Regions from separate parts of the Homo sapiens genome. Here region 2 is linked to region 1. A link is a loop called in an ENCODE intact Hi-C map of the cell type or tissue named here. Cell type or tissue: heart left ventricle. All regions are shown on one strand. Each heading gives the region's core, and the rest is flanking DNA. Links, peaks and the distances in the headings are about the cores only. Region 1 overlaps XPNPEP1 (X-prolyl aminopeptidase 1). Region 2 overlaps ADD3-AS1 (ADD3 antisense RNA 1).

Evidence for each region. Peaks named below come from ENCODE experiments on the same cell type or tissue, not always from the same donor. Only the 100,000 strongest peaks of a DNase experiment are listed, where the experiment ranks them.
Region 2: it touches region 1 in a loop (2.2-fold over the local background); 50 of 110 quality-filtered maps call a loop at or near these places.

The regions. Positions count from the first base shown.
Region 1 is chr10:109,888,289-109,904,210 of GRCh38, reverse strand. It overlaps XPNPEP1 (X-prolyl aminopeptidase 1), which reads left to right. Exons shown (of 21, transcript NM_020383.4): 4 at 11,136-11,199; 5 at 12,385-12,489; 6 at 15,616-15,708. Among named protein-coding and RNA genes, the nearest start is that of XPNPEP1, 27 kb to the left of the region's middle. RefSeq lists an enhancer at 12,023-12,082. In heart left ventricle, for the core only: no CTCF peak of the experiment used is centred there; DNase peaks (open chromatin) are centred at 8,590, 8,960 and 9,530; H3K4me3 peaks cover 385 bases; H3K27ac peaks cover 6,422 bases.
Region 2 is chr10:109,956,023-109,971,944 of GRCh38, reverse strand. The region is part of intron 2 of ADD3-AS1 (ADD3 antisense RNA 1); the gene reads left to right. Among named protein-coding and RNA genes, the nearest start is that of XPNPEP1, 40 kb to the right of the region's middle. RefSeq lists enhancers at 14,916-15,045, 15,296-15,345. In heart left ventricle, for the core only: no CTCF peak of the experiment used is centred there; a DNase peak (open chromatin) is centred at 6,224; H3K27ac peaks cover 2,026 bases.

The DNA.
Region 1 (15,922 bases), core at 5,227-13,226:
TAAGGATAGACTTGGTGAGGTTCGTTTGTGTTCATTAGAATAGACAAATAAGATTGGTCAACTTCAGGCTGGGTGTGGTGGCTCACGCCTGTAATCCGAGCATTTTGGAAGGTTGAGGCAGGTGGATCACCTGAGGTCAGGAGTTCGAAACCAGGCTGGTCAACATGTGAAACCCCATCTCTGCCAAAAAATACAAAAATTAGCTGGGCGTGGTGGCTCATGGCTGTAGTCCTGAGTACTTGGGAGGCTGTGGTGGGAGAATCGCTTGAACCCAGGAGGTGGAGGTTGCAGTGAGCTGAGATTGCGCCACTGCACTCCAGCCTAGGCAACAGAGCAAGACCCTGTCTCAAAAAAAAAAAAAAAAAGATTGACCAACTTCATATGAAGCAAAATATCATCTTGACCAAGGACTGGGTGAGGAAGTAGGCTGGCCACTGTGATTTGAGCCTGAGTTATGGTATGAGTCGTAGGTAGCAGAGGAGCTGGGCACTCCCCCATTTAAGAAGGGCAGACCATTGCCTTGTCTTCAAGGAATTTTGTTTTTTCTTTTCTTTGGGCCCCTCTGATGAGCTCTTCCTTGTTTCCTGTCAGTCCTAGGCCTCAGCCTTTGGATGTGGGCTTCATGTCACCTGGATTCTCTGCTGGATTCACCAGTGGCATTTTTAATTTTCTGCCCTTCAAGCATTGGACAGTTGCCCTAGGCTGATTTGATTGCAGTCACCCTGTTAGTGTTGAGCAGATGGTGGTTCCCGCAACTGGAGCACATGATGATTATGTAGCAGTTGGTTTGGGCAGTTCTGTAAGTCCCCTGGCACAGTTGTCTGAAATTGGGGCCCTCCTCCGAAAGGGTTCTCACAGGTCGTCATGGAGCCTCAGCTGAAGACTCCTAATAGCTCTACTATTTGTGAATCTTTACCTCCAGGGGAGGCCTCAGTGTACAGAAAGATTCGACCTGCTAATGTTACTTGAATTAAGAGTTGAAGGTTTCTGGTTAAGGGTGTGTTGGAAGCTTTGTAGTGTTTGTATTTCAATTTCAGTTTTCTTTTGCCTGGAGTTAGGATATTATCTGTGTGTTTACTAGTAGGAGACACCGACATCTTATAGCTGAGTCAAGTTTATCTTGATGTTCTTGGTCCTGGGTGCTGTTCCTTTGCCAGCTTTTTTTGTTTGTTTGGTCATCATAAAGCTGATTTTTGGACACCCTGACTGATACTTAAAAATGTTCTATCTTTGACAGTAGGTGTGGCCTATTACACCCGAAGCAATTCCTTCTGGGAGTGGCAGTGAGGCCATCTAAGCCACAGGGGATGTTCCAGGCTTTCCCTCAGCTCTTTATCTCCTACTAATGATCCTGCAATATCAGAATTAGATGGCTTTTCCCTCCATGAGGAAACTGAGGCTCTAATCTGAGACAGATGTGTTTTGTAGCAACATCCTGAAAATACAAAATGTATCAAGCTTGCTTGGTGTTAGCTGTTGCTCTTATTGCAGAAGTCACTGTTTAGACTTCACAGACTTACATTTTTGCACTCTTGCTGTCCTTCCATCTTCATCACCCCTCTCCACTCTTTCTTTTATAATCTTAACTGTCATTTCTATTGCTGTAGCTTAGCTGTCTGTCTTACATACGTGGAGAAATTGTGTTTTGTTTGTTTGCATGTTTTCTGACTGCTGCTCAGGGCTAGGTCTGGGGCAAATGCAGAGGGCAGGTAGTTAGCATATAGGTAAGCGTATGAGCTCTAGAGCCTCTCTGGGTTCAGATGCCAGATTTGCTACTTACTAGTTGCTTGACATCAGGCAAGTTACATGAAATTCTGAAGTGTCAATTAAACTTTCTGGGTCTCAGTTTCTGCATTCGCAAAAAGGAGATTGTGACAGTGTGGTATGTACCGCATGGGCTATTGTTAGGATGAAATGGGTTCATACTGTAGATGTGAATGCTTGAAGCACTTGAATGCTTGCTGCTTGAATGCTTGATGTCACTTGAAAAGTCTCGTCATATTAGCTGCCGCTATTGTTGTTATTACTGTTGTGGAGATGAATGAGATTCCCTTTGAAGAGATTAAATAATAGGTAAGCCACAGTCATAAATGAGAACACAAAAAGAAACTGGTGAATGTCATGGGAAAGGACCTCATTAGCACTGTCTAAGTAGAATCTGTGAGATACACATGTAATATTCAATGTTCTCATAGACACATTAAAGTAAAAGAGCAGTGAAATTAATTTTAACAATATATTAATCCAACATATCCAAAATATTATTTTAGCACATCATCATTATAAAAATTATTAAGAAGATACTTTACATTCCTTTTTATGCTGTGGTTTCAAATATGGGAAGTTTTTACATTTACAAAACTTCGCAATTTGAATGTGAAATTTTCATTGGAAATATTTGATCTGTGTTTAGATTTCATAAGACTGACAGTTGAAAAGGTGGACTCACGTACCCAAGTTGTTCTAAACATACTTAGAAGTTTTCCAGTAACTGAATCTTGAATATCAGTTTTTAAATTTGTATTTCAATTTATTAAAGTGAAATAAAATTAAGTATTCTGTTTCTCAGTCACAATAGCCACATTTCAAGTGCTTAGACACATGTGGCTGGTGGCAACTGTAATGTAAGTTTACTTAAAGTGTGAACTGAATTCAAAGGTGACAGAGTATTTTAAGCTGGCAGGATCAGGGAAGTCTTCATGGAGAAAGTAGGATTTAAATTGGAACGTGAACAGGTAGAATTTGGATGCATGGAAAGAGGGAGAGAAGTACAAGAAATACCATGGAAATCTTTTTTTAAATTATACTTTAAGTTCTAGGGTACATGAGCACAACGTGCAGGTTTGTTAACATATGTATACATGTGCCATGTTGGTGTGCTGCACCCATTAACTCATCATTTACATTAGGTATATCTCCTAATGCTATCCCTCCCCCCTCCCCCCACCCCATGACAGGCCCCAGTGTGTGATGTTCCATTGTTCAGTTGCCACCTGTGAGTGAGAACATGCGGTGTTTGGTTTTCTGTCCTTGCGATAGTTTGCTCAGAATGATGGTTTCCAGCTTCATCCATGTCCCTACAAAGGACATAAACTCATCCTTTTTTATGGCTGCATAGAATTCCATGGTGTATATGTGCCACATTTTCTGAATCCAGTCTATCACTGATGGACATTTGGGTTGGTTCCAAGTCTTTGCTATTGTGAATAGTGCCGCAATAAACATATGTGTGCATGTGTCTTTATAGCAGCATGATTTATAATCCTTTGGGTATATACCCAGTAATAGGATGGCTGGATCAAATGGTAAGAAATACCATGGGTATCTATGGAATTAGGAGAACATGCATGACAATAAGCTTGAAGAAGGGAGAACAGTGGCCTGGTTAAGACCATCCATGAATTACCCCTGACTGGTCATGGTTGTCCTTGACCACCAGAATCAGGATTTTAGAGTGACATGATCAGAGGGAGCAGTGTTTAGTATGGGTTGGAGAAAGGAGACTCTGGGAATTGAGAAACCTGTTAGGCCTTGCAGGATCTCAGAGTTGGGGTAAAGAGGGCCTGGACTTGGGTACTGGGGTTAGGAGCGGAGAGGAGGGGTAGGATTTGGAGAAGTAGTACAACCTGGATTAAATGTGGACCTTGCAGGCAGGTGGTAGAGGGGATTGGGAAGGTTTGAAGCCTGGGAGTGTTTGTGGTGCCATCAACAGAAGGAAATGGGTTCCTTGTTTTAGTTCCTGTGGAGAAGAGCCACATAGTTGGGGCGACTCTGTTAAGTGGGACTCTGGATCCTTGCTGTGATTGTGAGAACAAGAAGGAAGGGCTGGCTTCATGTGTGACCTGCCATAGTAGCCTCCTCAGTAATAGAGAGGCTGCTGTTCCCTGTGGCTCTTGTTCCTAATTGTTTCATTTCAGGGTAGATTCTGGGTTGATGGAGTTTCTCCTACGGCTGGGGAGGGGAGGGTGTTGGAGAAGTGAAGGGGAATCTTGAATTCTGTCCTTTGTGTACTTTCCAAAACACAAATATACACACCCACACGCTGTTCCCTGCAAGAGAGAAAACGTACCTCAAATGCATAATTACGCAAGGACTTGGCACTGCAGTGGTCTGCTTCTCTCTGTCCTCTGCAACTCTAAGGGTTTCTTCTTTTTAAACTCAGAGCAAGGGTTGTGGTATTAGGGTTGTTGTATTAATGAGCTTGGGCCCTGGGGGACTTTTATAGCAAGGAATCGTCTGTTCTCTCTGGTAATCTGGATACTTTCATGTACCATCCTAGTCGTATATTGGGATTCGTGGGCACCACTTGCCTCAAAGCAGGAGAATCCTTGGTTGGAGTCAGAGCTGTGCCAGCACTGCCTTTTAGAAATCTTGATTCCTCATCCTCCTCATCCGTAGACCCCATATTATGTTGTTGGGCTTGGCTTAGTCAAAGGGTGATGTTTTGTCAGGGACTGACTCTGCCAATGTGAATTTTTGGCTTTGTTTGTGGTTCCTCCTCCTGGAAGACATGATTCAGATTTTCCTAAACTCTTTGGACCCTACTCCATTCTCCTGGAGTCAGCTTCCTGTTTTGTTTTGTATTTCATAAACAGGCTTTCTCTTGGGGTGGGGTTAATGATTTTTATCCCACAGTGATTTTATCTGTTGTGTTAGAATAATGCTAGCTGTGGTAACACATCTCGAAGTTTCAGTGGCCTGGTATTGTAAAGCCTTATTTCTTATTTCATGTAGCAGTATAGAGTGGGTGTTCCTGGTTGGTGGGGGACTTCCCTCTACCTTGAGGGAAAGTGATTCAGGGATCTAGGCTCTTCCATCCCATAGTACCACCATTTTAGCTGGTGGAAGGGGACAGAGTATGGACAGGGCACACTCATTTGTTAGAGCCCCGACCCAGGTATCACCTCTCACCCACATTTCATTGGTAAGAATAAGTCATGTGACCTCACCTCAATGTAATGAGGCATGGGAATGAAGGCCTGGCTGGGCAGCTACTTTCCAGTGACTCTTCTACACTAAGGAAGGAGCACAAATCTTTGGACAACTGTCAGTTTTTCCCACATACCCTGACTTGGTTTCATTTAGGAGAGAAAAAAATGCCAATAACTTATATTTGGAAACAAGGAGTCCACATCTCCATTCACAGTCTAACTTTTGGTACTTCCTGTGGACCGATGGCCATTTATTCATTCAGTTTCAATTTTCTTGAGAACCTTGTATATTTGAGGCACAGTGCCAAGCTCATGGCTGATGGGAGAAGAGGGTCAGGGAAGGGGAAAGATGTCACGCTAATGTGGACTCTAGTAACTTTAGTCATGCTTATCTTGGCAGTCAGCTGTCAGCTTTACTTGGCAAGTTCCATCGGCATGTGACCAGCCATGTTGATCCCTCTTCTTAAAACCCAGCTCTGGTCATGTCACCACCCTCTCTTCAACTTTTAGTGTCTCTCTAGAACTTGCAGGATAAAGTTCAAGCCTCTTAGTCTGGTGTTTGAGGTCTTTGACTATTTGTCTTCAGACGGCCTTTACAGAAATCTCTGCAGCTGCTCCCTTGAACTTCTTGCCCCTGCCATTAGGCTAATTGGGTGTCGCCTCATGACAGGCCTCTTGCCTCTTGCTTCTGGGCCTTGTCACACCTTTCCCTCTGGACTGTTTTCCTGCTCTCTTCGCCTATCCTTGGTGGCCCAGTCAAACCTCTGAGCTTGGTCTGATGGATCTAAGGCACATCTGAGCATCCTTTAAACTATAGCAAATACCACACTGCATGTTCAGCATCGTTTATATGGCTGTTTATTAGTGTTAATATTTCATGGAATATCTGTCTACTATTGCCGATTGTCCACTTCGAGAAGATAGTTTCTTATGTTTGCTATAGAGTCAAGCTCGGTGCAGTTCATAGCAATAAGTGCTGCAGTTCATCAGATGTTCGGCATGCGCTAATTGCTTTATGTCACACCTCAACCCTTCAAGGTGGGCATTATGTTCATCCCCATTTTACAGATGAGGAAGTTGAGCCCCAGGTTCACCCAGCTAGTAAGTGGGGAACCAGGCTTGAACAGAGTTCTAACTGCTGGTTGTAGGAGATGTCTATTCTGTGGCTGATGAAAGTAGAGGTAAGTGCAGCATACACCTCGTATTCCTTGTTCCCTCAGAATTTATAATCCAATTGTGAGACTAGATGTGTACAACTTCTGTACAAAAGTAGAAGAGGTTGCTTGGCAGCTTGCAAGGGTATGGGCTTTCGAAAGTCAGACCTGAGGCTGGGTGCAGTGGCTCATGTCCATAATCCCAGCACTTTGGGAGGTCGAGGCAGGCGGATCACTTGAGGTCAGGAGTTCGAGACCAGCCTGACCAACATGGCAAAACCCTGTCTCTACTAAAAATACCAAAATTAGCTGGGTGTGGTGGTGGGCGCCTGTAATCCCAGCTACTTGGGAGACTGAGGCATGAGAATCGCGTGAACCTGGGAGGTGGAGGTTGTAGTGAGCCTAGATTGCGCCACTGCACTCCAGCCCAGGCGACAAAGCAAGACCCCATCTTAAAAAAAAAAAAAGTCAGACCTGAGTTCAGATCTTGGTTCTGCCATTTACTGTGGTGTTACCTTGGGGAAGTTAGTTATTTCTCTAAGCTTCATTTTTTTCATCTGTAGATTAGCGAGGGATGATACCTTCCAGGGCTGCTGTGAGGATTAGAATGAGAGGAAATGAATACAGTTATTGACTAGTAGGTGTTGAGACAATAATAAACAATACAGACTAAATAATCTTAGCTAACATTATTTGTCAGCATTATCCAAGGTAGGGTATGGATAAGTGCCAACATGGATGGTCCTGTAAAATTCAGAAATGTGGGAGCCTCTGAAAGCTGAAGTGGGTCAGGAAGCTTCATGGAAAAGGGAGCACTTGAACCAGATTTTTGAGAGATGACTAGCTTTTTTTTTTTTTGTAGTTTACAGATGCTTTATTTGGCTATGTATTGTTTATATTGTTGGAATTAGATGCCAACATTTAAAAATTGGGTAATTTCTCATGAACCCATATTTCTGGCTTCTTCTGAAATATTGAAGGTTAGCAACATGTGGCCTGCATTTCAGAAATCAGAGCTGAGTAGGAGCTGCTGTCTTTAGAAAAGATATCCTTTGTCCTGTACCCTGAGGTATTTGAATTTGAAACCCCATTTATAATCCCTTACGATCTTTTCCCCATTAGATAATGTATTAGTTTCCTATCACTGCTATAACAAATTACCACAGTGACTTAAAACAAATTTATTCTCTTATGGTTCTGGAAGTCTGAAGTCTAAAATGGGTCAGCAGGGCTATGTTACTTCTGCAGGCTCCAGGGAGAGTCCATTTCCTTGCCTTTTCCAGTTTCTGGAGGCCACCTGCATTCCTTGGCTCATGGTCCCTTCGTCCATCTTCGTAGATATGGTTGAGGTTTTAACTGGATGTAGGGAAAAGCTTCATGTCTCTTTCTGCTTGTTCATTTATAATACAAATGTGGGTTGAGGATCTAGTCACCTGTGCTGAGTGCAGGGACAGGACAGATACCCTGATCTCATGGAACTTATATGCTTGGGGTTAAGATGGGGGTTGAGGAACAAGACAATAAACATATAAAAAGTTCATTAAGAAGAGAAACATTGCCCAGCATGGTGGCTCTTGCCTGTAATCCTAGCACTTTGGGAGGCTGAGGCAGGCTGATCACTTGAGCCCAGAAGTTCAAGGCCAGCCTGGCAACGTGGTAAAACCCCGTTTCTACAAAAAAAAAAAAAAAAAAGGTGTGTGCCTGCTGTAGTCCCAGCTATTGAGAAGATTGAGGTGGGAGGATTGCTTGAACCTGACAGGTCAAGGATACAATGAGCCATAATTGTGTCACCACACTCTAGCTAGGGTAACAGAAGGCGATCCTGTCTCCAAAAGAAAAAAAAAAAAAAAAAGACAAATATCTAGAGTATGTGTGTGCTATACAGAGACTTAAAAGTGGCCAGGTGGCTATTATAGCTGGGTAGTACAGGTAGGCCTCTCTGTAGAGGTGATATTTGATCTCAAATGTAATGATGAGAAGGACCTAGCCATACCATGATCAGAAATACTTTTATAGGCACAAGGAAGCACATGTGCCAAGGCCTTGAGGCAGGAATGAGCTCAGGATATGCAAAGAGCAGAAAGGAGGTGGGTGTGTCTGGAGCATGGTGAATGGGAGCAGAGCTGCAAGAGGACTGGCAAAGTCAGATCAGCTGGTACCTTGACTGGGCCAGAGTTTGGATTTTATCTTAAATATAATAGGAAGCCATTGGAGGGTTTTAAGGAGGTTGCTAACATGATCTTAGATATTTGGAAAAGCTCACTCTGAGTGTATGTGCAGAGTGGATTGTAGGGGCGGTAGTCCAGGTAGAGATGATGGAGGCTTGGACTGAGTGCTGCTATTAGAAATGGAGAGAAGTGGGTGGTTTTGAGAAAAAGCCAGCAGCTGTGCTTCTTTGTGCCTTTTTCCTAGCATGCTACAGCTTTGGTTTATTTTAGGCCCTATGCTGTGTTCTAAGGAGACCGCCCCTGGGCGTTGCCAGCTTCATGCCTGGGAGAAGGAGAGTGACAGCCCTGGGCCCAGTGCTTGTCTGGCTTCTGCATAGCCTGTCAGTGTGGAGGTGAGGCTGTGGCCAGCCTTGCTTAGCAATGTCTTTCTGGAATGTTGACCACTTAGGTCATGTCTGGACATTCTTACCCCAGACCTTGTCTCCATCCCAAACTAAACATGTCCATTTGCTGTTAATTCCACCTCCCTTTGGAGGAACTCTTTCCTTGCCTTTGCTGATGGAGAAGTCTAGGTAAACCCTGCGGATCTTCCATCTCTCCCAAGCTTGCCCAGAAAGGGGTGGGGCATCCCTAGAGTACTATGTCCCTGAATGGAAGAGTCCAGCCGGGCTCAGACCTGCACTGCATTCTCTGCCAGTCTTTGCCAGTATCTTCACCCTGTGTCACGGGTGGAAGAGCCCCAAGCCTGTGGCGTCATGTTGGTGGAGAGTGCCCTCACTGTGTATTCCCCATTGTGCGCAGTGATTTTTAGCACAAGAGTTATTTTTAACTTAGTTTTCCCAGCCCCTTAGATGTCTTCTCACTGTTTAGGAAGAAGAGATTAATAATATCTCTTCCATTGCATATGTGCAGCACTTTCAAGTTTCTGGTGAGTTTTGAAAGACATTAACTTACTGTTTCTCACAAGAGTCCTAGGAGATGTGTGGGCCACCCTTCCCCCCGTTGTTACTTTTTAATAAAAAGTCTTGCACACAGTAATTACTCGGTTAATAAACAAGTGAGGATTCTGCAGTTCCTAAACGATGCTGGTGGCCATTTCTTTCTATTTCCTTAGTGCTGTTGACCGAATGTTCTTTATGCTTTAGGAATAAAACGTGCTTGCTGTTGCATTTAGCAATCTGAAATGACCTGTCTTAGAGATGAGGAAATGAGGCTGAGAGAGCTGCCAGGACTTGTTGCAGACTATGCAGCTGGGCCTGGGCTAGTGGGCAGGTGGCCCAGAGCTGCTTTATCCTGCCATTGTGGTTCTCTATGCTGGCCCTTCTAGTATCTCCCTGGAGGCTGGTTTGAGGCTGTGATTGCCGGTGCCTTGGTGAAAGAGGCAGTCCTTTTTTTTTTTTTTTTTAATTTTTGTTTTAATTTTTTGAGACAAGGTCTCACTCTGTTGCCTAGGCTGGAATACAGTGGCACAATCATGCCTCACTGTGCAGCCTCAACCTCCCGGGCTCAGATTATCCTCCCACCTCAGCCTCCTAAATAGCTGGGACTACAGGCACGTGCCACCATGCCTGGCTAATTATTGTATTTTTTGTAGACATGAGGTTTCACCATGCTCCCAGGCTGGTCTCGAGTTCCTGGGCTCAAGCAGTCCTCCCACCTCAGCCGCCCAAAGTGCTAGGATTACAGGCATGAGCCACTGTGCCTGGCTGAAAGGGGTAGTTCTTAACCATATAGCAGGAAAGGAACATGAGGGCCTTTTCCCCCTACATCATGTTGACTGTCCTAAAAATGCCTTGGGTCTGGCCAGCAGCCCCATTCCCCACCCTAAACTTTCTTAACCTTGCCAGGTCCTTTGGCTTGGGAGAATCCTGGTAACTGCAGAAGGAGCAGCAGCTCTGTACTCAGGCAGGCCTGGCTTTGGATCCTGACCTACTATTAACTTGTAAGTGGGCAGCTTACTTAAAGATTCTCTCTTTGAACCTCAGTTTTCTCATTTGCTATTGGTCTTATCCTAGAGAGTGATGAGGGCGAGAGATAAAGTGTCATGCATTGGCAGCCTGGCATAGGGCTTCAGAGTCCAGACTCTGGAGTTGACTGCTTAGGTTCAAATCCTGCCTCTGCTACTTAATTAGCTGTGTGATTTGGGGCAAGTTACTTAAACTCTCTGTGCCTCACTGGCTATTACCAGAAGTTGCACACTTTGACTTGTACCCTTTGCCCACGCGTAAGAATTTCTTACTTTCTTCACTCCCTAACCCCTTCCATACAGAGGCAAGGGGATTATCAGCTGAGAAGACCTTGGTTTTGGACATGACATTTTATTTTGCTGAAGCCTCCTGGATTGGATGAAGCGTTTCCGCTCACTCTGTAGCAGGAAGGGACAGGGTCTGCATGGGAGAGATTGGTGATGCTACCTCAGAGGAGGACCCAAACAGGAAGTTTGGAAACAAGTCAGTATCTACAGAAACTTAAGTTAGGGAATTGTTGGTGCTTAACACAGAAATTCAGCCTTACTTTTCAGAAAAATAACAGATGCCTAAATGTCAGTGGCAAGGAGGGGAGAAGGCTATTATTGGTTTGATTTTTGAGTAAGATCTCAGTGAAGAAAGAGCAGTTTTTATCTGTTTCTCCTGATGTGCTTTGGTTCTCCTAATGAGGAAATAGAGGCTAAAGGGAACAGCTCTCTCTGCCCTTAATTAATTCAATCTTCTGCAGTGTGTGCTAATCTGTTGTTTTCAGCTAGACTGTTGGCTTCTTGAGGGCGGGGGCCAAGGATTCCCCAGTCTTCATAGTCCCCGCTGAGCCTAGCACAAGGCTAAGCAGGCAGAACAGTCTGCTCATGACTGATCGAGGCCCACTTTGTTGTCATCTTTGTTTTCCAGAGTGAGTATATTGCTCCATGTGACTGTCGGCGGGCTTTTGTCTCTGGATTCGATGGCTCTGCGGGTGAGTCACTACTTTTTCTCTGTTCTTGCTGCACCTTTGTTCGCCTCCTAAAAATAACTGAACCGAGTTTCAGCCTGTGATATAGAAGCAAAAAGAAAATGCAAACCAGATGCTCCACATTGACTCTCTGCAGAAAGGTGTGGGTTCCCAGTCTTTCCCTGCTCCCCAAGGTCACCTTTCAGTAACCCTTTTTATTCCTCTCTGTATCTTTGCTTCAAAGTTTTAACAATTTTTATTTTTAAAAAGTTTTTGAACTTTTTATTGAATATAACATACATATAAAAGTTCTATCAATTAAACTGAATATACCTGTGTTACTAGCACCCCAAATAAGAAATGAGACTTTAATATAGTTTCAGAACCTCCTCTCTTAGCTTATTGGTCCCAGATAATTCTCCCAAGTGCTTGGCTTTTGGTTTCTGTTTTCACTCTTGGCTTAAATAACAAAGGTTAACTCTAAGCTGCATTGGTGTTCCTCAAAACCATTATGCCTTTGAGTTTTAGGGTGGACTCCCCACTTCAGGTTTGTTCTCTAAAGCAAGCTGGACAAGGTGGGAGCTCCCCTCCCCTCATGGTTAGCATGCTGCTTCCTTTGGCGTAAGTGCTTGTGTTGGTTGGCGCATTAGGATTGGCTTTGGCTGACACCTCTGCCAAAACCCCAAGTTCTGCCAGGCCTGTGGGAACGGAGGGCAGATAAAGGTAGGAGGCATAAGCTTCCTGCTAGTGACCACAGCAGGAACACTCATAGGGCCCACTTGGTCTTTCTCCAGGAAAGGTGAAACAGCTCCCCTGGGGTGTCTGGTGGAGCAGAGGAGTGGCTGTAATTGCTGAGCAGGAACCATCCCTCCCTGTGTCTTGTTGATTATACGAGACCACTTTGGCCATAGGTCTACAGTTCTCCATTCTCTGTTCTTGACTCATACTGTGCAAGTGGAGTCCTTTTTGTGCAGGGACCAGTGCCAGGTAGCTTGGGTCTCAGGACTGTTCTTTCAGAGCTTGACACACAGCTTGTTTTCAGTAGTGTGGTCTTCTCTTGCCCAGAGGTTTCTTTGGAGTCAAGGACCCATCTGCCCCACTAGGAGCTGATGCCTCTTACTGCTCTTGCCTGTCTACTGTCATTTTGTGCAGCTTCTGAGCAGTTGTTAGAAACCTTTCTTCTTCTTTTTTTTTTCTCCCCTGCTTCAGGCACAGCCATCATCACAGAAGAGCATGCAGCCATGTGGACTGACGGGCGCTACTTTCTCCAGGCTGCCAAGCAAATGGACAGCAACTGGACACTTATGAAGATGGGTGGGTACAGGCATGGCTAGCCCAAACTTAGTTGGCCTGATCTGGGCAGGGATCCTAGAGGTCCTCAGGACTCCTGGATCTTAATCCTTTTATGCAGTCATGGACCCTTTTGAGAATCCAAGGAAAACTGAGAAAAAAAAAAATGGCATGCCTATACATACGTACCAATGTGCATTCAATTTTGGAGGACGCTGGTTCAGGATACTTATTTTACTGAGGGGAAACTGAGGGCTAGAGAGGACAGTTGATTTGCTGCAGATCACATTGCTGTGCATTTCACTCCTGTACTGGGGGCCTTCTACTATTTGCTGCCTCATGATTCAGAGTGAGATAAAGGCAAGGAGTCATTGGCAACAGAAGCCAGAAAGCTTTCCCCTGAGGCTCTCTCTGAGGATCTTGGATTTGCTTCTGGAAGCTTAGCTCTGGAGAAGAGCAGCATTCAGGACAAGCGAACAGGTCTGGAACTTGCTTGGGCTAGTCGCTTCACTTGAGTGCTTTAGTTTCCTCATCTGTAAAATGGGTTAATCACAGTAAGTAACATATAAAGTGGTGAGAATTAAAGCATTACTATGTGGAAAGCATATAGATCAATGTTTATTGAATAATGTGTGTATATACTCTGTGTTTTCATTTAATTTTCTGCCGTGTGTACTTTCCTGTCATTAAAATAGTCTTTAGAAACACGGTTTTAGGGACTGTACAAAGTCTTTGCTTCCTGAATTTTGAACTTGGAGAACAGAAGATAAGGAAGGGCCAAGTGAGAAAGAGAAGATGAAACAAAATACCTGATGCTTCTTGTTTGTTGTAGGAAATAATGAGGAAAGAAAATAGTCCTCAGACTCACAGCAGGAAACAGAGGACTAGACCATGACCTTGAGATCCAGGCAGCCAGCTGACTGAGGGGTGTGTGCACTCAGGTGTATGCCACACACCCTCCACATACACACACATGTGTTCTTTGTCTTAGGGAGGAACAAGGAACATTTTTGTCTTGGCATTGGATTAAGTTTCTATTTCTCAAAAATCATTTCATAAATATAAAAACACCAAAGCTACAGATTGTTGCCTGTTGCTGCAGTTGATTTCTCTTTCCCTTTCTCTCTCTCTCTCTCTCTCTCTCTCTCTCTCACACACACACACACACACACACACACACACACACACACACACAAAGGCAGGCATTTGAAGCTGGCTGTTATAAATGGACAAGCTAGTGGCCTTTAAATTTTTTTGTTTGTGTGCTTCTGTTAATGGGAGTCAAGCACCCGCAACATGTATGTATGTTTGTTTATTTGTTATTTATATGTGCTAGTGTTCCTCTATATTCCAAATATCAAAAACTAACTTTGTAATTTCTTTATAAAAAATAAATACAAATAGAAGCTCTGTTACTTTCTTCTTGCACCCAGTAGATCATTGTGTCCCCCTGGGGAGCAGGCATCTCTCTTTGGGGCCCACGGATTCCAGCTCTTAAGTCTGTTAGCATTTTGGGGGTCAGAGGCGCAAACACTGCCTGCCTGTTCCTTAATGTAGGTATGTGGCAGCAAGGGGGTGGCAGAGGGAGTGAGTCCTCCTCTCCTCCAGGCTCCTTCCTAGTTTCCTCAGTCGAGTCTTCTGTGTAGGGAGATTCTGGTGGGTTTGGTTGGCCAGTGAGTGATTCATCCCTGGGGTTTTGCCGAAGATCTGTCTGCTAGGAAATGACATGACTTCATCCTGTGAAAGTTATATTATGTAGTGTACTAGGGCATTAGGAGAAACTGTATTAATAAGTGGCTTGTTTAGTGGTTTGAAAAAAAATAGGAAAGAATCAAATAGCAGAATGAAACTCAATGTCAGCTTCTAGGCAGTTTTTTAGAATTGGAATTCATGAGCTTCTTTCTTTATAAACCTTTGCACTTCCCTTCTATGGTTATGTGGTTGTATCAGTAGTCAGTAGAGAAAATAGTAAAGATAAGTTTCTACTGTTTTAGAATATGTGAACTTTTACTCTAAATATATGTATATTTTATCAAGATGTTAATTGTTTGGCCAAAACCTCATTGGTTAAAAAAAGTATACATTTCAAAGATAACTGGCTAGATATGGAAGGTGTTGGCTTAGATTAAAGGAAAACTGGACTATAGAAGTAATTTTAGTTCTATTCTGGAGGCTGATATAGTGTCCTATGACTAGCGTCTTAGAAACAGAAAGGGCTGTCTCATCCTGGGAGTTGGGGAACCCAGAGGCTCATGTTAAAGGCAACAGGATGGCCAGCACTTTGGGAGGCTGAGGTGGGAGGATCACTTGAGGCCAGGAGTTCAAGACCAACCTGGCTAACATGGTGAAACCCCGTCTTTACTAAAAATACAGAATTAACTGGGCATGGTAATTTTGAGCCTGTAATCCCAGCTACTTGGGAGGCTGAGGCAGGAGAATTGCTTGAATCCAGGTGGTGGAGGTTGCAGTGAGCTGAGATGGTGCCACCGCACTCTAGCCTGCATAACAGAGTGAGACTCTGTCTTCAGAAGTAAATAAATAAATAAAGACAACCGGACAGGTGCCTGTGTGCCTCTCTTAAAATCTTCGGAAAGATCTCTTTGCTGCCAAGACTTGTGCTTAGCCCTCTATTCAGAGGCTGGTTATGGGGCAGCGGCCTTCTCTTGGCCACCCTGCCCTTGCAGATGAGGGGCGGGCACTGGGAGCATGTTATCACCTTACCTGGTATGTGATATGTGGGAGTCTCCCAGTTCCCAGACTTCACCAAATCACTGCCCAAATTCTCATCAAGTGACCAGTAGTGGGGAAGTGACTGAACGCTGAGGAGACAATCTTTGTGGTGACGCCATGTGTGTACGTGGCAGTGATCCCCAAGATATTTTTACAAGGGGTCAAGTGAAAAATCATACTTTTTTCCCTTCTGTCTCACCCTTGTCTTATGTTTTTCATACACAAAAACTTACACTTCTCCCTCTCTGTAGCCTTCCAGGATTAAGGGAGGTTCAGATTTTCTAAGTCCTGTCAATCCACTTTAAAGAAGCTGCTTAATAAAGACCCTGCTATCATGATGTTAGAGAATTGTATCTTTCTGGTGGGATAATGAGCGTGGGCCCACTGGGAATTGTTTCTTATCATTTCTTCCCCCTGTAGGTCTGAAGGACACACCAACTCAGGAAGACTGGCTGGTGAGTGTGCTTCCTGAAGGATCCAGGGTTGGTGTGGACCCCTTGATCATTCCTACAGGTAAGTGAGCTTGGTCCCTTTCTGCTTGGGTAAGGAAGTGGCTTCTAGATTCCCCTCCATTCTCCTCATTTGCTTGTGGGGTGTGGAGCACTGGGGGGCTCAGCATGACTGATTTTATAGTAGAGGTCAGGGTGAAGAGAAGAGTTCCACTGGTGGTGAAGATGTGCTTTTACAGTTCCTCATCCTGCACACCCAGCTCTGGGCCATGGCAGGA
Region 2 (15,922 bases), core at 3,192-11,191, 70 kb before region 1:
AGAGAAATTCATGGTTTGCCAAATAGTAAGTTTTATTTGCTCAGATTCTGTATAATCTTGTACAAACAGGCTCTATGTGCAAAGGCAAAGTTAAGCTCCAAGGGATCGTTCAAAACAAGACCCAGCTGATGGCAAACTACATCTAGCTGTGCTTGTAAACAGATGAAGCTGTTGGGAGATCTGAATTCCCTTTTACATTTAGCTGACCAACTACGATTTTTGAACACAAACTAAGTGCCAGGTACTACATCTCTTTGTAGGACATGATTATGTACAAAGTAAAATGTTATTAATTTCAAATCCAAATATACTGAATATTGTGATAATTCAGGCGGATGCTAACCTGTATTTGACTATTTCACTAACCATGCAAAAAAGACTTACCATGCCAATCAATAGATCAACAAATTGCAAAAAATTGCTTAAGAGAATAAATGATTTTCAAGACCTCTCAAGTGGTCTTGAAAGGTACATTTAGGGTTTTTTGTTTTTTTGTTTTTTAATCCCAGCCCTTTGGGAGGCTGAGGCAGGAGGTTTCCTTGAGGCTAGGAGTTCAAGACCAACCTGGGCAACAACACAAGAACTCATGCTGGGATTATAGGAATGAGCCACCATATTTGCCCCCACATTTAGGTTTTGAGAACAGAGACACTAGTTGATTGATTAATAATGTTGATTGTTGTGCTAATTAAAAAACATTCTTCTAAATGTAATGTGATATTCCAGATTGCATCCTGGAACAGGAAACTGAAATATGGATAAAAATAAAATACCGAGTTTAGTCAGTAGTAATGTACCAAAGTTGTCTTCTGAGTTTTGGCAAATGTACCATGGTAATATTAAGATGCTAACATTAAAAAAAAAATCTTGGTGAAAGGTATATGCTAACTCTCTGGGCTAGCTATGCAAATTTTCTGTAGCTGTAAAATTATTCCAAAATTTAAAAGTTTATTAAAAATTCTTACACATTCATAAAGTGTGATTCTCCAAGAACCCCTACCAACAAGAGAAACTATTTAGTGAAAGATACCCTACTTGGCACAATGTCAAGTGCCTTATACATTTGTTCACAACAACATTATGAAGTAGGTATGTATGGTTTTTTTTTTGAGATGGTGTCTCGCTCTTTGCCCAGGCTGGAGTGCAACCTCCGCCTTCCAGGTTCAAGCGATTCTCCTGCCTCAGCCTCCTGAGTAGCTGGGATTACAGGCATGCGCCACCACGCCCGGCTAATTTTTGTATGTTTAGTAGAGATGGGGTTTCACCATGTTGGCCAGGCTGGTCTCAAACTCCTGACCTCAAGTGATTCGCCCGTCTCAGCCTCCCAAAGTGCTGGGATTACAGACGTGAGCCACTGTGCCCGGCCGGTAAGGTTATTATCTTCAATTTGCAGATAAGGAAACTATAGCTCACAGTGATAAAGTGCCCAAAGACACACAGATACTAATTCATCAATGGAGTTAGGATGTGACAAGGTCTGTCTAACCCCAAAGCCTGGGCTCTCAGCAGCTCCACAGCTACACTGTCTTGCCTCTCCTAGCTTGAGTTTCGCTGTAAGAAAGAGTCATCACTTATGCAGATTGGCCCTCATCTTTTATCTGAATTGGTGAAACACGTGAACCCAATTATTTGCACTGTACCTTTAAGTAAACCGGAGCATTATTTTGAAATAACAAAGTTTAATAGAAGGTCAAATCCCTCACATTTCTGCTTTGTTAAACTGGGCCTCAGTTCTCCAGAAGGAGGGGGCAGGGAGAGACATCTCTTCCAAGGAACTTGGAACGCTCTCAGAGCTAAGCAACTGGCCCTTTCCCCTTGGCTTCTGTCTTATTTTGCCCATCATGTGTTGGGATGCTGAGCCTGATGCCCAGGATTCTCCCAGAACTTTCCAGTTGGGCTTTGGCCGTAGATGGCTTACTCAGAAATGGAAAAAGGTAGCATGCTACAGCACAGTGCGTGGTTCAGGGTCAAGACAGCCAGTTCTTTATGCAGAAAGAGAACTGGATCCCTTAACTGAAGAGGTCCTGGAATGCTCTCTATCCCGAAGTATCACTCCTGCTGGTCCAGCAAGGCAACTGTGATCACCTAATTTGTGTTAAATGCAGTACACCATTTGTCACGGGCACACAGTCTGTTCACAGCTCCTCAAAGTTTTGCTCAGATAAACCCTCGGCACATTCCATGTGTCTCTGCAGCCCAGCTGGGGTTTGGCTCAGTTTAACCCATCATTCATTCATTTGTGAAGGGACAAAAATTATTACCCAGCAGGGTTCCCACCCTTTCCACCCTGCTGTTGACAGCCAAAGAGGATTGTGTATTTGTGAATTGTTTCTGCCCTCTGAGGATTCTGTCTTCTAGACCAATGGTTCTTTGGGCTTTCTTGGGATAGAATCAGAGAGGAAGTGGGGAGAGGAGGAAGACGTGAACGAACTAGCGAGAAAGAGTCTTTGGAGAAGATTGGTGGGCGGCTGTTTACGTGAGAGAAGCACAAGAACAGCCGCAGGATATGAGTGGAGTCCTTGAGAAAGAAGTGGGGCTTAAAGAAATATCCCTCTTGCCAGTATAATCCCTTCACCGTGTTCAGAAAATGCAGATAAAGGAACAGAAAGATCTTTTTGCTTGCCAGACAGTATTTCTTTGACTAAGAACGCCTGCCTGCTCTGAGACTGGAGCACACAGTGCAGAGCTTCAACAAGGATGCACGTGTTCAGCACCAACCGCCTCCTCTCCTCGCCAGCCGCTGTGCCACCCCTGCTGCCAGCTCTGATCTCTGCCCATAACACTCCCCTGAGCTCTGTGGCTGAATCTTCACTGATTTTCCAACTGCCAAAGTCAATGAGCACTTCCAGTCCTTATCTAATGTCACCTCTCTGCAGCTCTTTTCTGTTGCCAGCTATCTTAGCCGCGCCCCACATACTGATAATCCTTCAAGTTCAAGGTTCCAGGTGCTTTCTATTCATTATTTATTCACTTCTCACAACTTCAGGAAGGAGATTTTATTTCTCACCCCACCTTCAGTTTTGCTAAATGAGGAAAATGGCTCAGAGAAACCAGCAACTTATCTAAATTCTTGGAACTAGAAAATAACAGAACTAGAACTTAAGCTCAAACCCATTTGAGTCCGAAACCCTTTTACTATTATTATTAAATAAATAATTATTATGTATTATATATGATATGATATTATATTACAAAAATATCATTTAAAAATTATTATTATTCTTCATTGGTATTATGTCCCTGGCTTTAGCTTTTAGATTTCATGGACTAGAAAAAAAATGTAAAAACATTTTTGGGGCTCCGGTATGGGGCCGCCAAATATGCGTGTATGTGTGTGATTTTGTGGGGTGTTTATGTGTGTGTGTGTGCAGTCTTTAAGGCATTTTAAGAATACCCAACTATAATATATCATCACCATCATTTAATTTTATAAAATTCCCCAAATGTACTGATATAGAAGTAGCTCCACAATACATTGTTAAGGAAGATGCTACCTGCTTAATTAGAAATGAGTTCTACAGATTTATCTCCTTTAATAAGCATTTTTTGAAGAAAAAGAAATCAGTAGCTGTTTTGGGATGGGAAGGAGGCTTCGCACATAGTCAAGGTAGCAAGTTTTTGAACATTCTAAATTTTGTGCAAGGGGTATCAGGTATTAACCATTCAAAAAATAAACACATAAATTGGAAATAAATCTCTAAAAGAAAAGCTATTTTAGGACCTCAAGAAAGATATGGCTAAAATAATCACAAAATCATTTGAGTGAATTAACTTTATCCTTGTTTTTCCCATTTTGACATGTCTTGGTGGGAAGCTGGTCAGGGTCTGACTGTTGTCTGCAGGCTGACCCCGGGTTAGGCCAGGTTCTCACTATCTGCCCCCTAGGAATGTATGAAGGTGGTGTCCTAAAGCATTCCTGTGCCCATAAACAGAGGCATCTCTTTTTGTGGTCCCTTCTAGGTGCCCAGAACTCTAAACAAGTTTCCCAGTATTAGAGTATAAATAGAAGAGTTGGGCCTGGCTGGAGTCAGTGGCCTGGATTTGAGGAGTTCTCATTCTGATCCAAGTTCTTGAGTTTGGCTGTACTTCAGAATCACCTGGGTAGTTTGTTTAAATAGCATCTTCCTAGAGACTGTGTCAAACTCTGCATTTTGAACAAGTGTCCCACAGACCAGTCTGAGAAACCTGAATAGCTCAGACTGTATATCCTGTTAGACTGAGGATGATGACTAAGTTTTAATACTAATCCTAGAATTTCCTGGAGAAAAAGAGGCCCTCGGATCAGTGACAGTCAAAAGTCAAACAGACCATTTCCCCTCCCCCGCCACACCAGAGGTCAAACAGGATGGGTCTCAGATGGAGTCCGCTGATGCAAACAGGATCTGGAGAGAAATAGCAGTTTTTCCTTTTCACTCTGAACCTCACTCTGACCAGTGCCGGAAACAGTCCTGATTAGAGGATAATTGATTTGGACTCCGCTAGCAGAGCAGCCAGGCACCTTCCCGCACTGAGCAGGCTGTGCGGTATCATCTGACTCTTTACTGCATTAAAAACAATGTGATATGACATATGCTGGTCTCCTAACAACATTTGCAAACGCAGTAAGATTATAGAGTCAATGCCTGTGCCAACTATGCTTTAGAGAAACAGCAGCACATTTCTACCCAGCCCCCAACAACAGCAAACAAACTGGAGGCATTTTAGTTGCATAAATACGAACTGGTCACACAGGATTTGGGGTCTTTTGCTGGCCAGGAAATGATCATGTATTACTTTCAAAGCTGAATCAGTGATTCCAGTTTAAACAAGGATTCTAAACAGTTTGCTTTTTTGCTTTTCTCCATAGCACACATCATAGAGTGACTGTAATTCAAATTTATCAGGGATTGAAAAGACAAACCAAATAAACAAAAAACCCATCATACCAGAAGGCTGAGAGGAAATGAATTGAGTCAGAGAAGAATTCCAGCAGGGACTTTTTGGTCAGTGTGCTAGACTCCTTTCTTTCACGGAGTTGTTTCCTCTTTTTGCCCCAGTCTAAGTCAAGACCCCACTGAACTGCAAATGGGCCCCCAACCAGCAAAGTAATAACTGCTACTCTGAAGCATCTCTTAGATGTACATCATAAACTCTACTCTCTGAATTTACTGTTTCCCAAAATGAGGTAAACACAATCCAGTTATCTGGAGAAGTGAGAATACCAAAGGTGCTATACACATATTATCTGTTACTTTATAGGAAAGCACAGATATTCTGTCATAAAATATTCAGATGTGTAAAACACTTATTTATGCTTTATCTCCAAATGGCTTAATTCTGCTTCTTTTCCATTTCATTGTGTTTTATGTAGACCTAAAATAGGGATCTTTTATACTTTAAAAAAAACCCTAAATATTCTGTTAGATCCTACTTTGGTTCTTTCTATGAGATAAAAATAAATGCACCTTTGACAACTTTTATTTAAACCTTTGTACTATGAAAAATTTTAAGCATCATATATGAAAGTACAGGAAATAGTATAATGCTCTCCAAGCTCAAAATTGTCCATTTTTGGCCAATCCCCAGCCTCCATTCCCAGATTATTTTTAAGAAAATGCACAACATCGCATCACTTCATCTGTAAATGTTCAATAGATAAAGATTCTTTTAAAGGTTGGGCGCGGTGGCTCAAACCTGTAATCCCAGCGCTTTGGGAGGCTGAGGCGGGTGGATCACTTGAGGCCAGGAGTTTCAGATCAGCCTGGCTAACATGGCGAAACCCCTTCTCTACTAGAAATACAAAAAATTAGCTGGGCATGGTGGTGCACGCATGTAATCCTAACCACTTGGGAGGCTGATGCAGAAGAATCTCTTGAACCTGGGAGGGGGAGGTTGCAGTGAGCCGAGATCGTGCCACTGCACTCCAGCCTGGGCAACAGAGCAAGACTCCATCTCAAAAAAAATTATTTAAAAAATATATACACAACACTATTCTTATACTAAAAAAATTAACATTACTTCTTTAATATCAACAAGTGTCCAGTCATCTACTGATTTTTAGGCAGAAACCTTATAGAAAAGCATGTTGATGAAAATCTAACGATTCCTGAATTGCTACAGGAACCGTGTGATCTCTCCCCCACAACCCCCTCCAAGGCAGGGATGCTTAAGAATCAGATGCACAAAAGTTCTTTCAAGGACTTGAGACTGAACTCACGTGTCGAAACCTCCCCGGCTGCGGAGACCGGGTTGGACTCTCCAGCACTGTTGACTTTGGTCTGGATGTTTATCCATTCATTTTTCAGACCTCCAGTCGCTTGTTTATTTTGGCCATCCCTTTCCAGCCTGAGACTTCCCACACCCTGCCATCTGGCACCCTCTATGGTTTCATTCCCACAGCCTCAGCTCCGAGCAGAAGCCTCAGCGGAAACAGATCCAGCAAAAGGTCCCGAGCGCTGGGTCTATGCTTCCGTGCCCAAGTCATCCTGCAGAAGAGAAGGGGCAAAAGGAACTTTTGGAGGGGATCCTCAAGGTTCATTACCAAGAGAGTACAACTCTCTTTATTGCCAATCGATAGATAGTCAATAAATATCTTAGTTCCTTGGTGAATGTTATCTTGCTGTGATAAGCTTGGAAATGAGGTGCAATGACAGATATCAATTGTCAGAACTATCCCTGCTGTTTCCCTTAAAAAAGAATCATGTAGGGCAGGGCGCAGTGGCTCATGCCTGTAATCCCAGCACTTTGGGAGGCTGAGGCAGGTAGATCACGAGGTCAAGAGATTGAGACTATCCTGGACAACATGGTGAAACCCCATCTCTACTAAAAATACAAAAATTAGCCGGGCATGGTGGCGGGTGCCTGTAGTCCCAGCTGCTCCGGAGGCTGAGGCAGGAGAATCACTTGAACCCGGGAGGTGAAGGTTGCAGTGAGCCGGGATCGCACCACTGCACTCCAGCCTGGCGACAGAGTGAGACTCCGTCTCAAAAAAAAAAAAAAAAAAGAATCATGTCACCGAATATTCAACTTGTGTCCCAAGACCTGTCAATTGCTCTAGCCACAAGAGCAAATATTTAAGCTATGAGGACTATAAGTTAATTTAGATTAACAGAGCATTTTGATTGTAAACAAGGTTTTGCATTAATCCCATGCAAACTGAAGCAGCTAGGTAAGTCTACCTACCACATCCTAAAAAGGCCTTCCACTTTCTTGCTGTCCTGGGAATCTTCCCTGACTCGTCACACTTAGCAGTCCTTGAAGGCCTACTAAACACTCAGGCCAAAGAGCTCCACCTCTAAGTTCCATCAGAACGATACCATCTCCACTACCACCACAACAACGTCTACCATTTCCTGAGTACTTACCATGTGCTGGGCACCTTGTCACTCCCTTAACGTATTACCTACTTTTTTTTTTTTAATTTTTGGAGACAGGGTCTCACTCTGTTGCCCAGGCTGGAGTGCAGTGGTGTGATTTCGGCTCACTGCAGCCTCGAACTCCTGGGCTCAAGCGATCCTCCCACATCCATCTCCCAAGTAGCTGGGAATACACGTGCATCCCACCATGCCTGGCTAATTTTTGTATTTTTTTTTCGTTGAGATGGGGTTTCGCCATGTTGCCCAGGCTGGTTCCGAACTCCTGAGCTCAAGGGATCCACCTGCCTCAGCTTCCCAAAGTCCTGGAATTATAGGCATGAACCACCGCACCCAGCTGTGTATTACCTACTTTAATCTTTACCACAGTTCCGGGAGGAAAGCGCTACTAGCATCATTATTTTATAAATGAGGAGAATAAGGAGAGATTAGGTAAACACCCAAGGTGGTAAGGACAGTAAATGACAGTGCTGGGCTATGTGGCTTAGAGTGTCTCCCCTCAATCTTGAAGCTACATTGCCTTAAAAAAAACATATTCGACCTTGCATTGTCAATGACATATTTATGTACATGTTTTTGGACCCTCTCCTTGACATGGTAGACATAAGGTATCTAGCCTAGTGTCTGGCAGTAACTGCTTGGTGCTTGATAAATGTTAGCCATTATTGTTGTTGTTGTTGATACCAGTAATTATTTGTGATGTGGCCCAGGACAGTCTCACCTCCGCAATGCTGTTGCAGATGTAGAAGCATAAGAATGTGGCCTTACTGTTGCCAGATTTGGCAAATAAAAATATGGGATGCAATACTTGAGACGTACTTATACTAATACGTTTTTTGCTGTTTATCTGAAATTCAAAGTTAACTGGGCATCCTGTATTTTATCTGGCAACCATCGTCGAGAATCTTAATAGCAATCAAGGGAGATGAGCACAGCACTATGGAGCAAGAACAGTGTTCCCTGCTAAGCCATATGGTGCTGATTAGCAGTGTTGCAGGATTTCTGAGAAGGGAGGGCACAATGTGAACTGGGCAACCAGAGAAGGCTTCATAGAGGAGGTGGGACTTTCCAATCTAGCCGAGTGGGGGTTTTAAAGGTTTCTGGGCTACAGAAAGTGTTAGTGGAAATAGCAATAGACTAAGTGATTTCTAAAATGTGCTTATTATGGAAATAAATTCACAGAAACAGCTGAAAGAAAGGGATGATACTCCTATAAGTTTGTTTTTGTTTTTTTACATCTGGGTCTTGCTTTGATGTAAGTTGGTTTTGAAAGTACATAAGGCCAGGCGCGGTGGCTCACGCCTGTAATCCCAGCACTTTCGGAATTCAAGGAGGGCGGATCACCTGAAATCAGAAGTTCAAGAGCAGCCTGACCAACATGGTGAAACCTCATCTCTACAAAAAAAAAAAAAAAAAAAAAAATTAGCTGCGCATGGTGGCGCATGCCTGTAATCTCAGCTACTTGGGAGGCTGAGGCAGAAGAATTGATTGAACCTGGGAGGCAGAGGTTGCAGTGAGCTGAGATCGTGCCATTGCACTGCAGCCTGGGCAACAAGAGTGAAAATCCATCTCAAAAAAAAAAAAAGAAAAGAAAAAAAAAAGAAAGTGCATAAGATAATGAGTTGTCCATGACATTAACCTAAATTGGCCCAAGAAACACAATGGCTACAAGGCTGGAGCCTTCGTCATTCCTGGTCTCTTGTTAGGAGAAGTGGAATAAGCACAGATTTAACTTCTGAAGCCCACCAGGCCCCAGGGAGAAGCAGTTGAGGTGTGCTGAGGAATAGGATAAGTCTGAGCTTTGTTGGAGAAAAGAAAATGGGGCATACCTGCTGTCAAGGTGCTGCCCTAATCCTCTCACATGGAGATGTGAAGTCAGAGAGATCTGCACGATGCATTGCATGGATAGAGCAGCCATTCCATGCCTTTATGTGTTAGGCAGTGTAAATACTTGATATAATTTAATCCTCATAGTACTCATACTTTATATTGTTATCCTTATTTTGTACAAGTGGAAACAGAGGCTCAGAGAGCGGTTCATTCACTGCTGGTCATGCAGCTAGCAAGTGGCAGAGCCAGGATTCAAATTTAAGTCTGCCAGATTTCAGATCCTGTTCCTTCTCTCCTCCACCACCCTGACATGAGTCAGTTTTCTGCCAGTCATCTTTAAAGAAACATTCTTCTTGTCCTCCACTTAAGGGACAAGGACTATGTTCTCATCCCCAGTGATAGATTTCTTGTGGTTCAGATGGGTAACCAGATTACTCCTGGTACTCAGGGTTTCCTATCAATAGTGGGGCATGTCAGCAAGCCTTCTTTTTCATCCTCTTGTCCTTAGGAGGGCAAATTCTCCCCTGAGGCATGCCTCCCAAATCCCTAGGCGTCTTTTACTGGAGTGCTAGGTGAGTCCTCAGTACCACCAAAGCCCCCTAAGACACTTCAGTCTCTTAGTGACTTGAGAGACCCCATTTCCCCCCAGGCTCTCTGTGTTTGGTGTCTCCACCAAAGAAAGGAAGGGAATAAAAAACCCTTCCAATTAAAAGAACTTTCCAGGTGCAGGGAACAAAATCCAGGCAGATTACCGCTCAGGGCAGGCTAGCCGCTAGCTTTTGCAAAAGTCTAAAAGGAGCCCACTTATGGCACAGAGCAGAGGGAAAGACACTTCAAACTGTAAAAAGCAAAATGTTGTTAAAGGGCTATGAAAACAATCTATTTAATTTATTGGAACATGTTTTTCTAGCAGCTTTGAGTTGGAGCTGTGATTGCCTCCTGCAGGGATTTGTGACCTCATCCTTCCTCCCCCACCCTCCCCAAATGTAACTATAGGGTTTTCCCGTCATAACCTGACATATGGTTTGCAGCAGGAAGTGCGAAATCCCAGGAATGAGTAGAGACTCAGGTTTCAGACTCTAGAGAGACTCAGGTGAGCTGCAAGGAATGGCCTTTGTTTCATATAAAAACAGAGTTGAAAAGAGCGTGGTTGGTGACCTCCTGGTTTGGAATGAGGTAATTAATTCTCCAGAAACTCCCACCAGTTTCCTGGGCAACAAAATCAATGTGTTGTTGCTAGAAAAACTGGGAATAATAAATTGGTTAAAATTACAGATTTCCTTTAAAAAAAAATACAGACTTCTTCCTTACCAACCCAAATATAAAACAAAACAAAACAATTCCAAAACACACACAGACACACACACTCACACACACACACACACACACACACAATTCCTCTTTACCCTTTCACTCACCCTCACTCTTTAAAAAAAAATTAAGTTTATTGCTATCTAAATATTATCATGCTTGAGAAGATAAGAAAAGAGAAAGGTGGATCAAATCCCACGCAGAATTGTACACAGAACAAGACAGTTTTTGAATATTTTTTAGGCCAAATATTCTCACAGAGTGGGGTGATAGTAGGGTCAGCATATAGTATCAGAATTTCTGGGGGTGTCATAGGGAGGGGACCAGTATGAGGTCTTTGTTTATCAAAAAGCATTGAAGATTTCTTTTTTAAAAGACTGGAAAACTGCTTAGGCTGCCTTAGCTTTTTATCCATTTAAAAACCAAGTAAAGTTTTTGTTTTGTTTTGTTTTTGATGACCAATTTAAGAACTAGGTGAATGGTGAGGTCTCAGAAATCCTACTTACAGCATTTTCTGAACTCCTAGTTGAAATCAAAATCTATTTTTTTCCCCTCCCCTTCTCCCTGGGCAGCTGGGAATCTCTCATTGCATGGCCTGAGAACACAGACTCCACAGTCAAACTGCCCGGGTTTTACCCTGACTCTCTCTCCCTGCCATTTCTCATCAAATTTAAGATACTGTTGCTGTAAGATGAAATATTATTTTAAGCATCACCAAAAAAGAAAAAAAGTGGTTAATTAAATTATGACACAATGCTAACGTGCCATCAGTTGTAGGACACATTCTAATTTCAGTGATGTTAAAATGTGACAAAAATTATTTTAGAATTGATGAACTATGGTGTTTGTTTAGGAAATTTAATCTTTCCCTAACTTGACATCTCTCTATTTCATCTTTTCATTTAAAAAATGGGAATAATAAGGGCTGGGCTCGGTGGCTGACACCTGTAATTCCAGCACTTGGGAGGCTGAGGCAGGCAGATCTCAAGGTCAGGAGATCGAGACCATCCCGGCTAACATAGTGAAATCCCATCTCTACTAAAAATACAAAAAAATTAGCCGGGCGTGGTGGCGGGTGCCTGTAGTCCCAGCTACTTGGGAGGCTGAGGCAGGAGAGTGGTGTGAACCTGGGAGGTGGAGCGTGCAGTGAGCCGAGATTGCGCCACTGCGCTCCAGCCTGGGCGAAAGAGCAAGACTCGGTCTCAAAAAAAAAAAAAAAAAAAAAGGGAATAATAATGTACCTACCTCAGGGTTGTTGTGAGGATTCAAGAGTCGGTTCATGTAAAATGCTCAGAACATTCCTTGGAACATAATAAGTGCTCAATTAGCTATTGTTATTATTCACTATATCCCACTCAAGTCGACAAATACTTGCTCAGTTGAAGTGTGGAGGTTTTCCTGGTTGTCATTCTACTAGGGGAAAAAAACAGCACAGTAACACCCACATATTGCAAACCATGATTTTAGAGAAATAAAAGCAGGCCAAATTGGGAGGATGGTAACAGATCGTTCCTCTCTGCCTTGGTCTCTGGGTGAGTTTTTCAAGTACACCCTGGTTTCCACAGAAAAGCGCCTGACTCCTCTGGTGATTGTTCTGTTATGGGAAGAGTTTTTGCATTCATGATGCTCTTGTGGATTATTTTTGCCAAGTTTTTTGTTGCTCTAAGCACTTCCTGGAGCCACCCCAGCCATAGGAGGATTCTGACCTCAGAGGGATGCCAGGCGGGGTTTGATGCAAACAATCCATGCTGTGCATGGGCCAGATGGTTCCACACAGCAAACACTATTATTTCATTCACAAAAAGTCAAAAACAAGCTGATTTCGCCATTTTAGGCCTAACGAACGGAAAAGTGAACAGCCCTTTCTTGATAGGCAGGCCCATCTTGATGTAACTCAAGTTTTGCAAATAGAAGAACATAGGTGCAAATGAGAATTCCCAAAGTAATTGCTGGCTAGATGTAGATGGCTCCGAAATAAAACCCACAAGGGCAAGGCTCCAACTCCACATATGTTTTCCAGTCTCTTGGAAACTTTTGCATTTTGTTGTTGTCCTTAGCCTTCTGCTATCCCTAACTTCCTCCCAAGGTTATTGAAGAAATAGATATTTGGATGACTAGAATGTGATCTAGCTGGCACAAATTTAAAGACACATGGCTGTTTTTGTACCCAACCAAGTTTGATCAAAGAAGAAACCGCGTGGGAGTTGGCACACTGGGGCTTAGGATATCTAGATCCAGAGTTTGAAAAAGCACAGGACGGGGTTTAGGAGGCCTACGTCCTTGCCATCTTTTGGGTGATCCAGGTATCACTTTCCACCATACTCTCTTCATCTATACTCTATAGATAAGGAATCTAAGGACCAGTTCTTAGATTCCTTACCTATAGAGTATCTTCTAGCCCTACATCTCTATGAGTAAGGAATTTCGTAAACACTTTGGTCTGTTGGCATCTTTAAACACCCCACGATGGTTAATTTTGTGTGTCAACTGACTAGGCTATGGTCTCAGTTGTTTGGTCAGACACTAGTCTAGATGTTGCTGTGAAGGTATTTTGTAGATGTGGTTAACATTCATAATCAGTTGACTGTAAGTAAAGTAAAGTGGATGACCCTCCGTAATGCAGGCGAGCCTCATCCAATCCAGTTGAAGGCTTTCAGAGTAACAACTGAGGGTTCCTGCGGAAGAAGAAATTCTGCCTCTAGGCTGCAACATAGAAATCTTGCCTGTGTTGAAATTCTGTTGGCCTGCTCTAAAATTTTAGGCAGAAGCCTGCAACATGATTCTCATTTGAAGTTCCAGTTTGCTAGCATGCTGTATGGATTTCAGACTTGCCAGCCTCCACAATTGCATGAGCCAATTAAAAAAAAATAAATCTCTCTTTTTCTCTAGCTACAGCCATTTGCCCTGGCTCACCTTGCCCTTGACCTCCCTACCTGACCTCAGTTCTGGCTTATTTTTCTGTGTTTGCCTCACCCCTCAGCTCTATATTTCTAGCTTCAACCTTGTGCTTTTCACCTAGATGACCATTATTTAAACTTTCTTTTTGGCCTTGGCTACCATTTATTTCCCTGAATAAAACTTCCTCTGATCTTCTTCCAACTCCGAGACTTCATAGATTGACCCAGAGGGACCTGGACAGGTATGACTGAGCTCAGCTTTGTACAGGCATGACTGTTTACATGCTCACAGCCTCCAGGGCTTCTGCCTTTCGGTGCTTCCATGGCTTACAGCATTCTTGTCCTACATACCTCTGCTCAGAAACCACCTCCTTTATACAGTGTTCTCATACTTTTACAAAGGGTTAAAAAACAGCAGGACTCATTTCCACCTCCTGGGTGTTGAATGTCTTATTCATGTCACAGGAGGCATGTGGTTACAAGAGGACATGTTTGTTAATTAAATGGGAGTGTGTATAATCACCCTTATTCACAAGGGTGATTTTTAAAAATATGGGTGTGTGTGTGTGTGTGTGAGGTTTCTTCACAGCAAATGTTTGCAAAGCTCTTGGAGATCCATGGAAAGAGATTGCTTGGCCAACCCCAAGAATTATTAGAAATACAGGCTTTGCTGTTGTTGGCTCTACTCTAGAAGACTCTTATCATATAACAAGTGCTTGCGTTTATAAGGGGCACTGTACAGGAAGTCTAGGGTGTATTATGACTTCAATGCATTGCCCGTCTGTCAATGTCTAAAGAGTCCTATATATGGTCTCAGTCTGCAGTGTGTTTAAGACATTTAGACATTTTCCTCTCCCTTGTACTCTAGTGGAATCAGGCTGAGCTTGTGTTATATAACACCACCGTCCTGCTCTGTAATGAGCAACTTCTAAAGAGGAGGCAGCAGGGGAACAAAGCCACCTGGCCTTTGCCAACCTTTCCAGGCTCTGCCAGTGCACCTGCAGAGAGCTCCGAGAGCTCGGCCTGGAAGAGAGACTGGCTATTATGTTTCATTGCGTGAGATGACACAGTGCCTTTCCAGGACAGGTTGGACTGAAAAAATCTCTGCCTTTATTTCTTGGCCAAATTTTATCCAGGGTCTCCCAAGACTTAGGGAATCATTAAGCAGCTGCTTCATTGAACCCCTGCCTTTCACTCTCACCTCAACTGCTTTGAGAAATTTGATCGACTCAGACAGAAACATGAAATATTCATAAGAAGCTTTCGGTGAGCAGTGTCTCAAGAGCTTGCAGGGCTAAACTGGGGAAATGTCACATGTTGGTTTTACACCTCAGTAGCACTTGTGCATGGTCCGTGTCCGACCCATTGGTGTACTAAATCAGACTGAAGTTTCATCACTATGCTTTGAGTATAAGACAAATATCACTCCCTCTCATGTTGCCTGCTATTGCTAAAGTAGGAGAGGTTATCAATTAGGGCCCTTTCTGTTGGGACAGGAAACCCAATTCAAATTGGTTTAAGTGAAGAATGAACTGTATTGAATCAACAAAAAAGCCCAAGGCTAGCTGGCTTCAGGAGTGGGGCTTCAAGGCTCAAATGAGGTCATCAGGGCTTGGTCTCTCTCCATCTCTAGGCTCTGCCTTCTCTTTGATTGGCTTCATTTTAAGCCTCCATGTTGTGGGCCCCAGTAGTTCCAAACTCCCCCTTGTGGTGGCAAGATGGCAACAACAGTTCCAGCCTCCATAGCATAAAGCAAGGGTCAACACATTTTTTCCGTCAAGGTGCCAGAGAAAAAAGATTTTAGGATTTGTGGACTGTGTGGTTTCTGTTGCAGCTACTCAGCTCTGCTATTATAGTGTGAAAACAGCCATAGATAATACATAAATGAATGAGCATGGCTGTGTTTCAATAAAACTTTATTTACAAAAACAGACACTGGGCTGGATTCAGCCAGCCAGCTATAGCTTGCCTACCCCTGTTAACTACATAGAGTTGTTGTTGGAAAATGGCTGTTCAGCGGGGGATGTACCTTCTGGCTTCTCTTGTAATTGGATATGGCCATATGACTGAGTTCTTGCTAAAAGAACCTAGGTGGAAGTTATGTGGACCCTTTCTAGGTCAAAACTTGTAATAAACAGGTATGCCCCTTCACATTCTTTACCTTCTGCAGCTGAATGCAGATGATGAAGAAGTTTTAGGAGTGGCAGAGCCACAGGGTAAGGCAGTCTGATTCCTGAATCACTGTGTGAAGTGGACCCACTTAATGACCAGGAACAACTGCCTCAGACTGTTACGTGGGAAGGAAATAAATTTCTATTGTGTTTGAGTCATTATACATTTTTGATTTATTTTCAACAGCAGTTTACTTACCTTAAGTAGTAAAGAAGTCAGTGTCAGAAAGAGTGCTAATGTATGAAATAATCATAATATGTAGCACTCAGTAGTTGTGCCATGGGAAGCAAGAAAACAGAATAGGCTGAAGAAATGGTGACCTGTGTTATGCCGTGGCAAAATAGTTCTTAAAACTATTTG